Regions from separate parts of the Homo sapiens genome. Here all the other regions are linked to region 2. A link is a contact called in ENCODE Hi-C or POLR2A ChIA-PET data. All regions are on one chromosome and are shown on one strand. The core of a region is the stretch at or near the end of the contact, and the rest is flanking DNA. Distances in the headings are between cores, read along the strand shown. Region 1 overlaps CTTN (cortactin). Region 2 holds the start of PPFIA1 (PPFI scaffold protein A1). Region 3 overlaps SHANK2 (SH3 and multiple ankyrin repeat domains 2). Region 4 overlaps ANO1 (anoctamin 1).

Region 1 (2,824 bases), core at 126-2,625, 170 kb after region 2:
ACAGGAGCTGCCATGTCAGATGGGAAATCTGCCTATGTCATACCGTGACAGCCCGCAGGATCAGGTGACTTCTAGCAGAGACCCTGGTTTTTTTCCTGTGCCCACTCCGGCTTGTCCTCATCTCTACCCATCCCCTGATGCCCAGGTCACCGGGAGGGCTGCTGGGAGCCTCTCCTGTCCCCGCCGGGCAGTGTCACTGAGTCCTTGAAATCCTCCCCTGCCCCGCGGGTCTCTGGATTGGGACGCACAGTGCAGTTGAGGTCTGCGTCGGGCTTGGCTTTTCACAAAGGCTGATGTCTTAACTGTCACCCATATGGTCCCTGGGCCACCGGGCAGCCTGGGGCGGTGTGTGTGCCATGTCACAGCATGGCCTCTCGGCCTTGGGAAGGAAGGCAGTGCCTGCTCTGCTGTGAGCCGCCAGGAACCCTCCTCCTGTCAATGGGGGTGTAGTATTTTTGCCAAAATATCATGTTCAATTTCAGTAGTTTGATCAGTTGAAGGCTAGAAGTGTGAAGTGCAGATGAGTGTGTGTTCTTCCCCAAGGTCCCCCCACAGCTCCAGGACACCGCTGTCCTGGCATTTGTGGCCACTCACTTTGTAGGAAACTCATCTCCTTCCTGAGGAGCCGGGAGGCTGGACCAGTCCCGTCGTGCAGTCAGGTGGGCGGTGTGTCTTTCCAGAAGGTCACGTGGAAATGTCTCGGGACTTGGGTCCCGGAGTGCCCGTGAAGCGTGTTTTTGCTCCTGAGGTGCATTTTCTCATCATCCTTGCTTTACCACAATGAGCAATGAGGTCGGGTTTTATATGCAACTTATTGTATCTGAATTCCTGTAGCACACCTCATAGGTATGATTTTTTTAAATTAAAGAATTCAGAATAAACATTTTTTGATCCACTTGCGTGATTTGCTTTGGTCTGTGGTCACTCCGTTCTGCAGTGGAAGCTGCGTCGACACTCTCGGTGTCCTGCGCCCCGGACCTGGGCTGGCGGAGGCTCTCCTGCCGTCCAGTGCGTCTCACGCGTTCTGTTCTGGCTTTAGACCGAACCGTACGTTCCCTTTTCAGTGTTCATTCAAAGGTGCTGCTTATGAACTGAAATGTGTTTACTCTGGCAGATGATTCAGTTTTTTGCACAAAGGTTCCAAGCAAAATAAAACACTCTGTGCTTAAAAGTCATTTCTGAATTACAGTTCTCAAATCCTGAGGGGGATTTTGCTCCCAGTCTCGTTTTGCTCAGGGGCACCAGAAGTTAAAGGCTAAGGGGAACAGTGGCACTGAGGGAGCAGGTGTGCCCTCGGGAGCCGGGGGTGCTGGGGAGCTGGGTTCCGGCTCACACTTCTGCCCATCAGGTGCTCCCAGGGAGCTTTCGGCTACACGACATGCCTGCTACCCCTTCCAACCTGGGTGGTGACGGAGCACTGCCTCCTCCCTTGGGCTGTCCCACACCTGCCTCTGGCTTAGGAAACAGTGCCTCTGCCAGCTCTGCCCACAGGAGCCTAACGTGAGAGTGCCCCCGCCCTCCTGCCACAACCGGGCTGCTGTGGGTTCTGCATCACAGGGTTGCAGCCCTAACGGCGAGCCCCGTCCCACACAGGGCCTGTCTGCTGGGTGAGATTGCAGCCACCTGCAGGGAGCTGAGTCCTGAAGAAATGAGGCATGAAGGCTTGTGAACCAGGGGAAAGTCCCAGCCAGGGTGGGCAGACGGGGTCAGGGGGCTGGAGGACAGGGTGTGACGAAGGGAGGGGGCCATGCAGAAAGGGCCCCCGCTGGCCCACTGTCTGCCCAGTCGGTGTGTGCCTGTGCCGCCTGCGGATGAGCATGGCAGGGGCTCAACAGGAGCGGGACACATCTTGAGTGGGTCTGTGTTTCTGTTCTATTGGTGGCCAAGCGTGGCCTGGCAGCTTGAGTGCCTGGAGCCAACCACCTGAATCTTAGCCGCTTTCTTTTTAGATGTGGTTGGGGTTTTTTGTTTCTGTTTCTTGAGAAAGGGTCTTGCTCTTTCGCCCAGGCTGGAGTACAGTGGCGTGATCTCCGCTCCTGCAACCTGTGCACCCAGGGCTCAAGCAATCCTCCCACCTCAGCCTCCCAAGTAGCTGGGACTACAGGTGCATGCCACCACACCTGGCTACTTTTTGTATTTTTAGTAGGGACGTGGTTTCACCATGTTGCCCAGGCTGGTCTAGAACTTCTGACCTCAAGTGATCTACCTGCCTCGGCCCCCCGAAGTGCTGGGATTACAGGGATGAGCCACCGTGCCCAGCGTAGATGTGGTCGTTTTAATGTCAGCTCACCGTGCCTTCTGTCTCAAAGTTGGATTCACTCCCCAAGTCCCCTCTGGCCTGAAGAACAGCCTAGGGGCATGCTTGCCTGGGAGCAGCTTGCTCTCAGCCTGCTGGAGGAGGGAGGGCAGGACATGGACGTGCTTTTCTCTCTTGGTGCCCAGACATGGAAAACGATTTTGTGGCACATAGGGAGCCGTCGGCACACAGGCACCTCCAAGAGCCACTGGAGCCACTGCTGGCCACTCTGGGCGCTCAGATGTGGGCACAGCATGGAGAGTGCTTTGTCGGGGTGAAAATGCTTACTTTGCTCCTGGAAGATATGCTGGCGAATGCTTCTTCAACCCAAGATGTTCAGAGTGGCTGACATGGTATTAACTGTGCACATACTGTGTGCTGGGCCTTGGAGGGGAGATGTTGAGTAAGAGAGATGGCTCAGCACTGGGGAAGCTGACACAATAAATCTGATTCCACCACTGTGCTGATTTTTATTTTTTTAATCAATTTATTCTTTTTGAGACAGAGTCTTGCTCTGTTGCCCAGGCT
Region 2 (2,879 bases), core at 380-2,879:
GATCTGCCCACCTGGGTCTCCCAAAGTGCTGGGATTACAGGCTTGAGCCACCGCACCCGGCCTCACCTGGCCATTTTTACACTTTTAAAATAGCAAGAAACTAGGGGCAAAAAGTACATATTCATATCTATGTGTAGTCAGTCAATAAATATTTATTGAATGAACGAATAAATTAATGGAAGGTGTTCCAGATCCTGGTAGGCGAGAGTCAGTCGGAGGGAGTGCTTGTTCTTGGTGCACTCACAATGGAGAATCAAGGAATTCACCTTGGACGGGCTCATTTCTCCCTCTCCTAGGCCCCGTGCAGCCTCTTCTCAGACTTACTAGTTCTGAGGGGCTCCTGGCTGCCTCACACCAACAGCAGTGGCCAGTGGACACTGGCGATGGTGTCCTGACATTTTGGTTTGTGAAGAGTTTGTGCTCCGAGTCAAATCCTGGGAGGAGTGGGGAGGGCATCCGCTTTAATTAATTAGAGGTGTCTCTATTCATCTCCGTATCTGCAACATCTAGCACAAGACTTGGCCCATAGTAGATGTTTAAAAATTCTTGCTGAGGCCGGGCGCAGTGGCTCACGCCTGTAATCCCAACACTTTGGGAGGCTGAGGCGGGCAGACCACCTGAGGTCAGGAGTTCGAGACCAGCTCGACCAACATGTAGAAATCCCGTCTCTACTAAAAATACAAAATTATCTGGACTTGGTGGCGTGCGCCTGTAATCCCAGCTACACGGGAGGTTGAGGCAGGAGAATCACTTGAACCCGGGAGGCAGAGGTTGCAGTGAGCCGAGATGGCGCCATTGCACTCCAGCCTGGGTGACAAGAGTGAAACAACGTCTGGAAAAAAAAAAAAACTTGCGGAAAAGATGAAATGACCAAGACTCGCGCAGTGCTGCCCGTCAGGCTCTCAACTAGTCGCTCTTCACATCTGATTCATGTCTTAAAGCAGCCTCGCAGGTAGGTCTGCATCATTTTCCCATCCTACATCGGAGGCGCTGAAGCCCAGGCGGGTTTCCCGAGTCGCCCGGGCCCACGCTGCAGAGTGAAAGCCACAGCGGCAAAGCCTGCACTCTGGACGCTGCGCCGGGACGTCCCCAGGTGCGGCAGGCAGCGCTCCGTAAGTGGGTCCTGGCGGGAACTCCGTCCTTCTGAACCCAGATCAGGCCCAGGGAGACCGTAGGGGCGCCGCGGCGGGCGGGGTCTGGGTCCTCGGTGGTGACTGAAGCCTCGGTTCGCTCTTCTGCAAGGTGCGAATCCAGAGCCTCCAGCTCGGGAGGGACCTGACGTGCCGGACGCGTCCAGCTCAGAACTCGAGGCGCGGTAGACACTCAGCAAAGGCCTCCGGCGTCCCTGCAGCCGTGGGGGGAAACTGGGGACGCCCGGAGGAAGACGCTGACCCGGCGAGCACCTGAGCGCCCACCTGTGGCTCATCCCGGAGACCGCCCCCTCCCCCGCGACCCGGGCGGGGCCTGGGGGGCGTGGCTCCCGTCTCGCTCAGCCAATCAGTGCCCCGGGGCCGCCTCCCGCCCCCTCCTGAGGAGACAGCGCTTGCGTACTCGGGCCAAGGTGCTCCTCGGGCCCCGCCCCCGGGGCGGTGCTGACGCTCGCGCCGACGCGCTCGACGTCGGGCACGTAGACGCCGGCGCCGCGCAGCCGGGCCCGCTCCTCCTCCGCTCCGCCAGTGTCCGGCCGCGGGCCGGCCTTAGTGACTGGGGCGGCGGGCCCCGGGGCCGCGGCGTGGGGCGGGCAGGCGGACGCCGGCCGCGGGCTGCTTTCGTCGGCTCCCAAGCTCTCCCGGAGCGAGCAGCCGCCCGCGAGCCGCCGCGGAGCCTCCTCGCCCGCTCCCGCCGGCGAGCAAGGTAAGGGAGCGGGACACTGAGGCAGGCTCGGGGCCCAGGCGTCACCGGCGCGTCCCGGTCTCCGCGGCGGCCACGCAGCCGATTAGATGTCTCCGCGGGGAAGGGTGCGCTCCGGGACGGGTGGGGGCGAGGCCGCGGCGCCGGGTCGCGCTGGGAGAGCTCCGGCGGGACACCCGCGCCCCAAGGGACGGCTCCGGGGACTGCGCGCTGCCCCTCCCCGAGCCCCGCGCCCCGTGACCCGGGCGCTGGGGCGAGGGGCGGGGACCTGTGGCCGCTGAAAGCCCTGGCCCGAGCGGGCTCCGTTGTCAACGGTCCTCACCCCCCGGGGTTCGGGGCTTCCGCCGCACCTGATACAGGAGGGGAGGAGTGCGGCTCGAGCAGGCTGGAGGTCACCATCCCCATCAGGTGCGCCGTCTGGGGCATCCCCCTCTCAGGGGTCCACCGCGCCCCCAGTACTGCCCGAAAGGCTCAGAAGCGACTTCCCCTTTCCCTGGCGCTGTCTTTATATCCCAGACACTTAATAGACTCTCGTAATCTCACCTTTCACTTTTCCCTCTTTCCTAGCCGCCCCCGGCTGTATCGACCTGCTATATTTCCATTGTGGATTTTTTTTTTCGGTTGTAAACTTACGTAAGTTAGGTTGACCAACCGTTGCAGCCATTGGAAAACACTTCTACCAGCGTTTAACGAATCCGGTTCCTTTTAGTGCTCACCAAATCCAGCCCAAGAATTCAGGGAGCCGTCAGTTCTTCCCGGGAGCTGACTGCACACATTCCTGCAAGATGCCTGATGGATTTTGTACTTGTCAGTTTTGCTGGTTGTATGCTCCTTCTGTGCTTTTCCTGAAAAATGATTGGGTGACATGTGTTTTGACTTTCTCCCCCCCTACCCCCCCACCCTCCCCACCCCACTGGGAAGTAAAAAAAATAGGTAACAGAAGCACACTTGTTTTCAGCAAAAACAAGTACAGCTTTGCAAACAGACTACCCCAGGGCTTGCCCTTTTTTGTGAGGGTAGTCCTTTGG
Region 3 (2,700 bases), core at 47-2,546, 210 kb after region 2:
ACCACTGACTCTTCACAGAGACACACTCACTCTTCCTTCCCCAAACCAGTTTCCTTCACTTTGATCCAGTTTGAGATCAAAGATGAGACTACCTCCTGGAATAATCAGGCCAGGTGGTCCTGGAACACTTTTCTTAGAACTGACGCCTCCATTCTTGGCAGGGTGTTTTCAGATCACCCTGGGAGATGCCTCTAATATGATGTACTTTTTTCTCTTTTAACATTATGTACTAAAGAGAACTACTTCATCATCTTCCTTTCGTCGGCGTATTTGTAATTAAGACGCCTGCAAATTCCATGTCATCCTTGATTTCAGGGAAGAGCTTTGAGCATCAGAGACTCATTCACGGCTAAAGTTAAATCAAACATACCCAAGGAAAACAAGGATCTAGTTGTTTAATCTTCAGCTGCTTCCTTTGATCCCATCCTGGATTCTTGCAAGAAGTGAAAAGAAAGGAAGAATCCAAGGATGAGAGGAACTTTAAAAGGGTCAAGTTCAGCTGAGGTTTCTGCCCATTTCATGAATGAACATTTGAGGAACAGCTCTAAAAATTGTCCCTTTCTTGGGCAGTCAAAACTTGTTTCTATGGAAATGGGATTTTTACACCACTGCTTATCTGTCATTTCAAAAAGCATGGCTGGTTTTCAATTTTCCCTAGAAAAACTCATTTCTTTTTCCTCGGTAGGAATTCCCTTCATCCAATTTCGTGCCTCATTTTGCCCAGGGCCATTCACAGCTCTTAATTTTTAGATGCATTTAAAGGTGGTGGTGAGTCGCCCAGGCGGTGAACTCAGGTGAGAGTTCTTAAGGCTCCCTCTGATCCTCAGATGATCAAATGCCCAGGGCCCATCAGTGAAGACCACGCCCAGCAAAGGAGACATGCTGAGAGATAGGTCTGTGGCTGAGAGGAGACAGCCCTCACGGCAAGGGGGACAGCTCTGGTGCCCTGGCAACTCCGTCCTGGACCCCCCCCCAGTGGTGGTTCTGACTGCCCCCCACTTGTCCTTGTCAGTGTGTCCCGTGGCCGTGGCGCACCTCCATGGGGGCTTTGTCCCAAGTGCTCAGCCTGGTGAGGTTATTAGATCCGAGAAGCAAGGGCGAGGGAGAGGATTGAGCCTAGTTTAGTGCCTACAGTGAATGCTCTTCATCTTTGTCCTCTGGCCTCAGGCCATCCTGTTTCTAGTCCAACTCTGAGTGTAAAGTGTAACCCTTGGCCGGGAGCAAGAAGGGAACAGACATGGCCTCTGGGAGCTTGGCAGTGCCAGTGAACCCCTAGTGACTAAGCCTGCTGTTATCGGCCGCAGGGTGACCTCCTAGTGACTAAGCCTGCTATTAGCCTCTTGCTGACCAAAGAGCTTGGCCTAAGGACAGTCAGAGGCCTGAGAGCAGCCCCGCCCGCGGCAGTCTCAGCCTTGCAGGTGTTCGGTTTGCCAGTTGGTCATTCCTTCCAAGGCAGTCCCTGGCTCCCACAAGGTGAGGAGTCAAACCCTGAGCCAGCTCCATGGGTTGGAGGTCTAGTTCCGCGTCTTCCTGTGAAGTAGCCTCGGCTCAGTAGCTTCACCGCCCTGCCTTCTGCTTCCTTGTTCACACAGTGGGAAAAATTACAGGCCCTGGCTCAGGGGTGCCGTGGAATGTAGTGCCTGGCGTTTGGTGAATGCTTTGTGTCATAGGTGTGGGCTCCTGTTCTTACTGTAAGAGAGCCGGGCTATAAATAACAGGACAGCTGGGAGGCGGCCGTTCTTGGCACTCACGCGTGGGTCGGCGGTGGTATGCAGCTGCTCTCCTTCAGAGTACAGCAGGATTCTGCCCTATGAAGTCTGCTTTGAGCCAGCCCCCTCTCAGGGTCCCCCTGGAGAAATGCAGGGCAGAGAAACCCTAGAGACGCTGCAAGTTGGGGTCCCACTCCCCTGTGGGCACCCCAGGAGCTGGCCCAGCCTGAAGACGAGTAGAGGGGATGAGCTGTCCAGCTGCCACTCAGGGAGAGGTCTCCATGGACGGGGTCCCTGGACTCCCCGAGTGGAGTGCTCAGGGGAGCACAGCTTGGTGCAGGATGCCCTGCTGACCTGAACAGTGGATTCCTTCCTCCAGCCCTAGAGCCATTCCCTTCCAGCTCCTTCCTTACTGCAGACATTGCTTACAAGGGGAAGTGAGAGTCAGGAAACCCCAGCCTGTGTCCCAGCTCTGCCTCCTGCTGGCTGTGTATGTGGACAAGCCACTTATCCTCTGAAAAATGGGTGTGACTCATACCTGCTCCCCAGTTGTCATAAAAATTACCCACCCATGAGAAAGTGTTTTGTAAAAATGTGAAACACTAAGATAAGGCCTCTTTAATTATTGCTTCCACATAGAGTAATGACGGAAGAGCCACATTAGTATGTAATGGGGAAGGGTTAAACTAGTCAGTTTTTCAGATTTTTGGCCCAGTGCAGTGACTCATGCCTGCAATCCCAGCACTTTGGGAGGCTGAGGTGAGTGGTTCGTTTGAGCCCAGGAGTTCGAGACCAGCCTGGGACACATGGTGAGACCTCATCTCTACCAAAAAAAAAAAAAAAAAAAAAAAAAATAGCTGGGTGTGGTGGCATGCGTCTATTGTCCTAGCTACTCAGGAGGCTAGGTGAGGTGTGAGGATTGCTTAAGCCCAGGAGGTCTAGGCTGCAAGGCTGCAATGAGCCGTGATCACGTCACAGCACTCCAGCCTGA
Region 4 (2,728 bases), core at 159-2,658, 150 kb before region 2:
CCATGCCCTGGGAGGAGAGATCGCATCCTTCAGTGTAAAGGAGGAGACAGGGATGGGGGAAGGGGTCTGCCCAGGACTCTCGATTCGGGGGTGGGGGAACCTTCCCAGGGCCGCAGACAAGTCACAAGCCCCTCCAACCATGGCCATGCTTAGCTGCAGGTGAGGCTGGTGGTTTCGGGGGGCTGTGCAGCAGCAGGCGGCCCCTCTATGGATCTCAGGAATACGCCCTCCACCTGTGAGTTTGGGTGGGGGCAGCCGTGGGTACACCTGCACTGTTTCCCCTCCCTGTTTGTCAGTGGGGGGTCTCTATAGTGCACAGCCCGTGTTACCCCAGAGGAGACGCTCAGGCACGCGAGGCTATGTCAGCTGTGGAGATGGCTCACACTCACTTCCTGCCCTCCAGGCACTGGAGGAGTTATGGAGGCTCCAAGGGGTTCCCTCGTCCCCCAGCCATGACCTTGACTCTGAGTTTGGGAGGCAGCTTGGCCCCAGAATGGGCTCTGAGCTGAGGAGGAGGGCAGCTGCCCCACCTCTGGCTCCTGGTGGGCAGCTGCTCTGTCCCAGGACAGCCTCTGGGCCCCTCAAGGTACCTGAATCCTGCCTTCCCTGAGTGTGGCCCTGTAGCCCTGGGCGGGCATGATGTATGAGCCTGGGCTTTGAGTTGAGGTCTGTAAAGCATTAACCACCCACATGCGCGGGTTTATTTTTTTATTTTTTTACTAGCAGTCCTAACCCAGCATCTTCATCAGGACACCCTTTACATGTTCACACAAGGCTTCCAATCCACCAAACTCATTACTGTCCCTGCCCAAAGCCTGGGGGGGTAACAGGGTGTGTGTCAATTTCACTTATTTCATGAAGAGCTGTTTTAATCAGACAGCCCATCTCAGGAGATAAACCTCGAGTATCTTTGCATCCCGTGAGAGTTTTTAAAATTTCACCACTGGTATTTCTCTGCTCAAAACCCTGGTGACTTTGTGACCTTTATAAAGAATGGTTTGGTGTCTGATGGGGATGACCAAAAACCCTAAAGGTAAGAAGCCGTACAGCGTCTGGCCCATTTAGATCAATTCCAGGTCAAATCACAAAGAGCTCACATTCCATAACCTGCCAGAAGCTTCTTTCCCATCCCCACGTTCACAGCCCACACAGCCCACTCTCAAGAAGTGTTTATGGGATGAATGAATGATGTCACGGAGGCTCAGTCCCCGCAGCTCTGCGTTCCGGGGAGCAACCTCGGAGTGCCACATTGTCACCAACCCCACTGCTTCCTCCCCCTCAGCTCCTGTACGAAGAGTGGGCACGCTATGGAGTTTTCTATAAGTACCAGCCCATCGACCTGGTCAGGTAAGAACGCGCCACAGCCTGCGGGAATCAAGTCCCTACTCCGATGGCAGTCGGATAACATCCCTGTGGGTTTCAACCGCTCTGAATGTTCAGTACCCGGGAACGTGTTTGAACTCAAAGAGCTTGTGTAGGAAGACCCAAAATGTCCCTGCAGGGCTGAGAGCCTGGGCCAGCATTAGATGAAGCAGTTTATTCAAATTCCCTGGAGGTCGGGCCCTTTTCAGTCACATTTACCATCTCCTAAATTCACTGCCTGGCCTGGCCTCACTGGGCGGCGGGAGGGTTTTCCGGATTTGAGACGTGGAGGGGAAGGAAAGAGCTGCCTCAAATGTGGAAGGATTTCTTCTCTCCCAAGAGGATCTCTGTCCTCACAGGGCAGGAAGGAGGGGCCGACCAGGTTAGGCAACTTGCCCGCCAGAGCTCGACTGGTAGAAATCCATTCAAGCCATCAAACTGCCAACCACGCTTAATATGAGGAGCAATTGGTTTTCTTGGCACCTCCCGGCCAAGGTTCTTTCCAGTCCTTATGCTGAACAGGGCTTGGAATGGAGCCCACAGCCTCAGGGGAAGTAGGCCCACAGCCATCAGCATGGGCCATCGCACACGGAAAAGCGCCCACCTTCCCAAGGCACCACAGAGAAGTGGGGACCGGGCGCGGTGGCTCACGCCTGTAATCGCAGCACTTTGGGAGGCTGAGGCAGGTGGATTACTTGAGGTCAGGAGTTCGAGACCAGCCTGGCCAACATGGTGAAACCCCGTCTCTACCCAAAATACAAAAGTTAGCTGGCAGTGATGGTGCATGCCTATAGTCCCAGCTACTAGGGAGGCTGAGGCAGGAGAATCGCTTGAACCCGAGAGGCGGAGGTTGCAGTGAGCCGAGATCGCGCCACTGCACTGCAGCCTGGGCGACAGAGCAAGACTCCATCTCAAAATAAATAAATAAATAAATAAATGCAATGGGCGTGGTGGCAAGCATCTGTAGTCCCAGCTACTCAGGAGGCTGAGGCAGGAGAATCGCTTGAACCTGAGAGGCGGAGGTTGCAGTGAGCCGAGATTGTGCCACTGCGCTCCAGCCTGGGCAACAGGAGCAAAACTCTATCTCAAAAAAAAAAAAAAAGAAAGAAAGGAAAAGAAAAAGAAAGAGAAGAGGCTGGGCACGGTGGCTCACGCCTGTAATCCCAGCACTTTGGGAGGCCGAAGGGGGCGGATCACGAGGTCAGGACATTGAGACCATCCTGGCTAACACGGCGAAACTCCATCTCTACTAAAAATACAAAAAATTAGCCGGGCGTGGTGGCGGGCTCCTGTAGTCCCAGCTACTCGGGAGGCTGAGGCAGGAGAATGGCGTGAACGCGGGAGGTGGAGCTTGCAGTGAGCCGAG

What was found. A loop is a pair of places that touch in the nucleus more often than their neighbours do. ChIA-PET counts read pairs that join two places held with the same protein, here RNA polymerase II (POLR2A). Pooled maps may share reads with other maps.
Region 1: a loop to region 2 is called in a pooled map, with 3 times the contacts of the local background. The contact joins the enhancer-like site here to the promoter of PPFIA1 in region 2. A Hi-C loop is called at or near these places in 2 of 37 single-sample maps with no recorded cell type and 4 of 50 pooled maps. POLR2A ChIA-PET finds 5 or more read pairs at or near these places in 1 of 52 experiments (PC-3).
Region 3: a pooled map shows a loop between it and region 2 (3-fold over the local background). The contact joins the enhancer-like site here to the promoter of PPFIA1 in region 2. A Hi-C loop is called at or near these places in 9 of 37 single-sample maps with no recorded cell type and 4 of 50 pooled maps.
Region 4: POLR2A ChIA-PET joins it to region 2 with 12 read pairs in A673. The contact joins the enhancer-like site here to the promoter of PPFIA1 in region 2. POLR2A ChIA-PET finds 5 or more read pairs at or near these places in 2 of 52 experiments (A673 and K562).

Annotation. Positions count from the first base shown.
Region 1 is chr11:70,435,681-70,438,504 of GRCh38, forward strand. It overlaps CTTN (cortactin), which reads left to right. Exons shown (of 18, transcript NM_005231.4): 18 at 1-895. Among named protein-coding and RNA genes, the nearest start is that of CTTN, 39 kb to the left of the region's middle. Within about 2 kb of position 1,376, at least 2 of the 41 ENCODE cell types and tissues checked have a DNase peak (open chromatin) inside an H3K27ac peak, as active enhancers do.
Region 2 is chr11:70,269,061-70,271,939 of GRCh38, forward strand. PPFIA1 (PPFI scaffold protein A1) reads left to right here and starts at 1,630. Exons shown (of 28, transcript NM_003626.5): 1 at 1,630-1,854. RefSeq lists silencers at 1,215-1,764, 1,805-2,234.
Region 3 is chr11:70,481,000-70,483,699 of GRCh38, forward strand. The region is part of intron 25 of SHANK2 (SH3 and multiple ankyrin repeat domains 2); the gene reads right to left. Among named protein-coding and RNA genes, the nearest start is that of CTTN, 84 kb to the left of the region's middle. Within about 2 kb of position 1,297, at least 13 of the 41 ENCODE cell types and tissues checked have a DNase peak (open chromatin) inside an H3K27ac peak, as active enhancers do.
Region 4 is chr11:70,123,068-70,125,795 of GRCh38, forward strand. ANO1 (anoctamin 1) reads left to right here. Exons shown (of 26, transcript NM_018043.7): 9 at 1,283-1,347. Among named protein-coding and RNA genes, the nearest start is that of ANO1, 46 kb to the left of the region's middle. RefSeq lists an enhancer at 296-934. Within about 2 kb of position 1,409, at least 4 of the 41 ENCODE cell types and tissues checked have a DNase peak (open chromatin) inside an H3K27ac peak, as active enhancers do.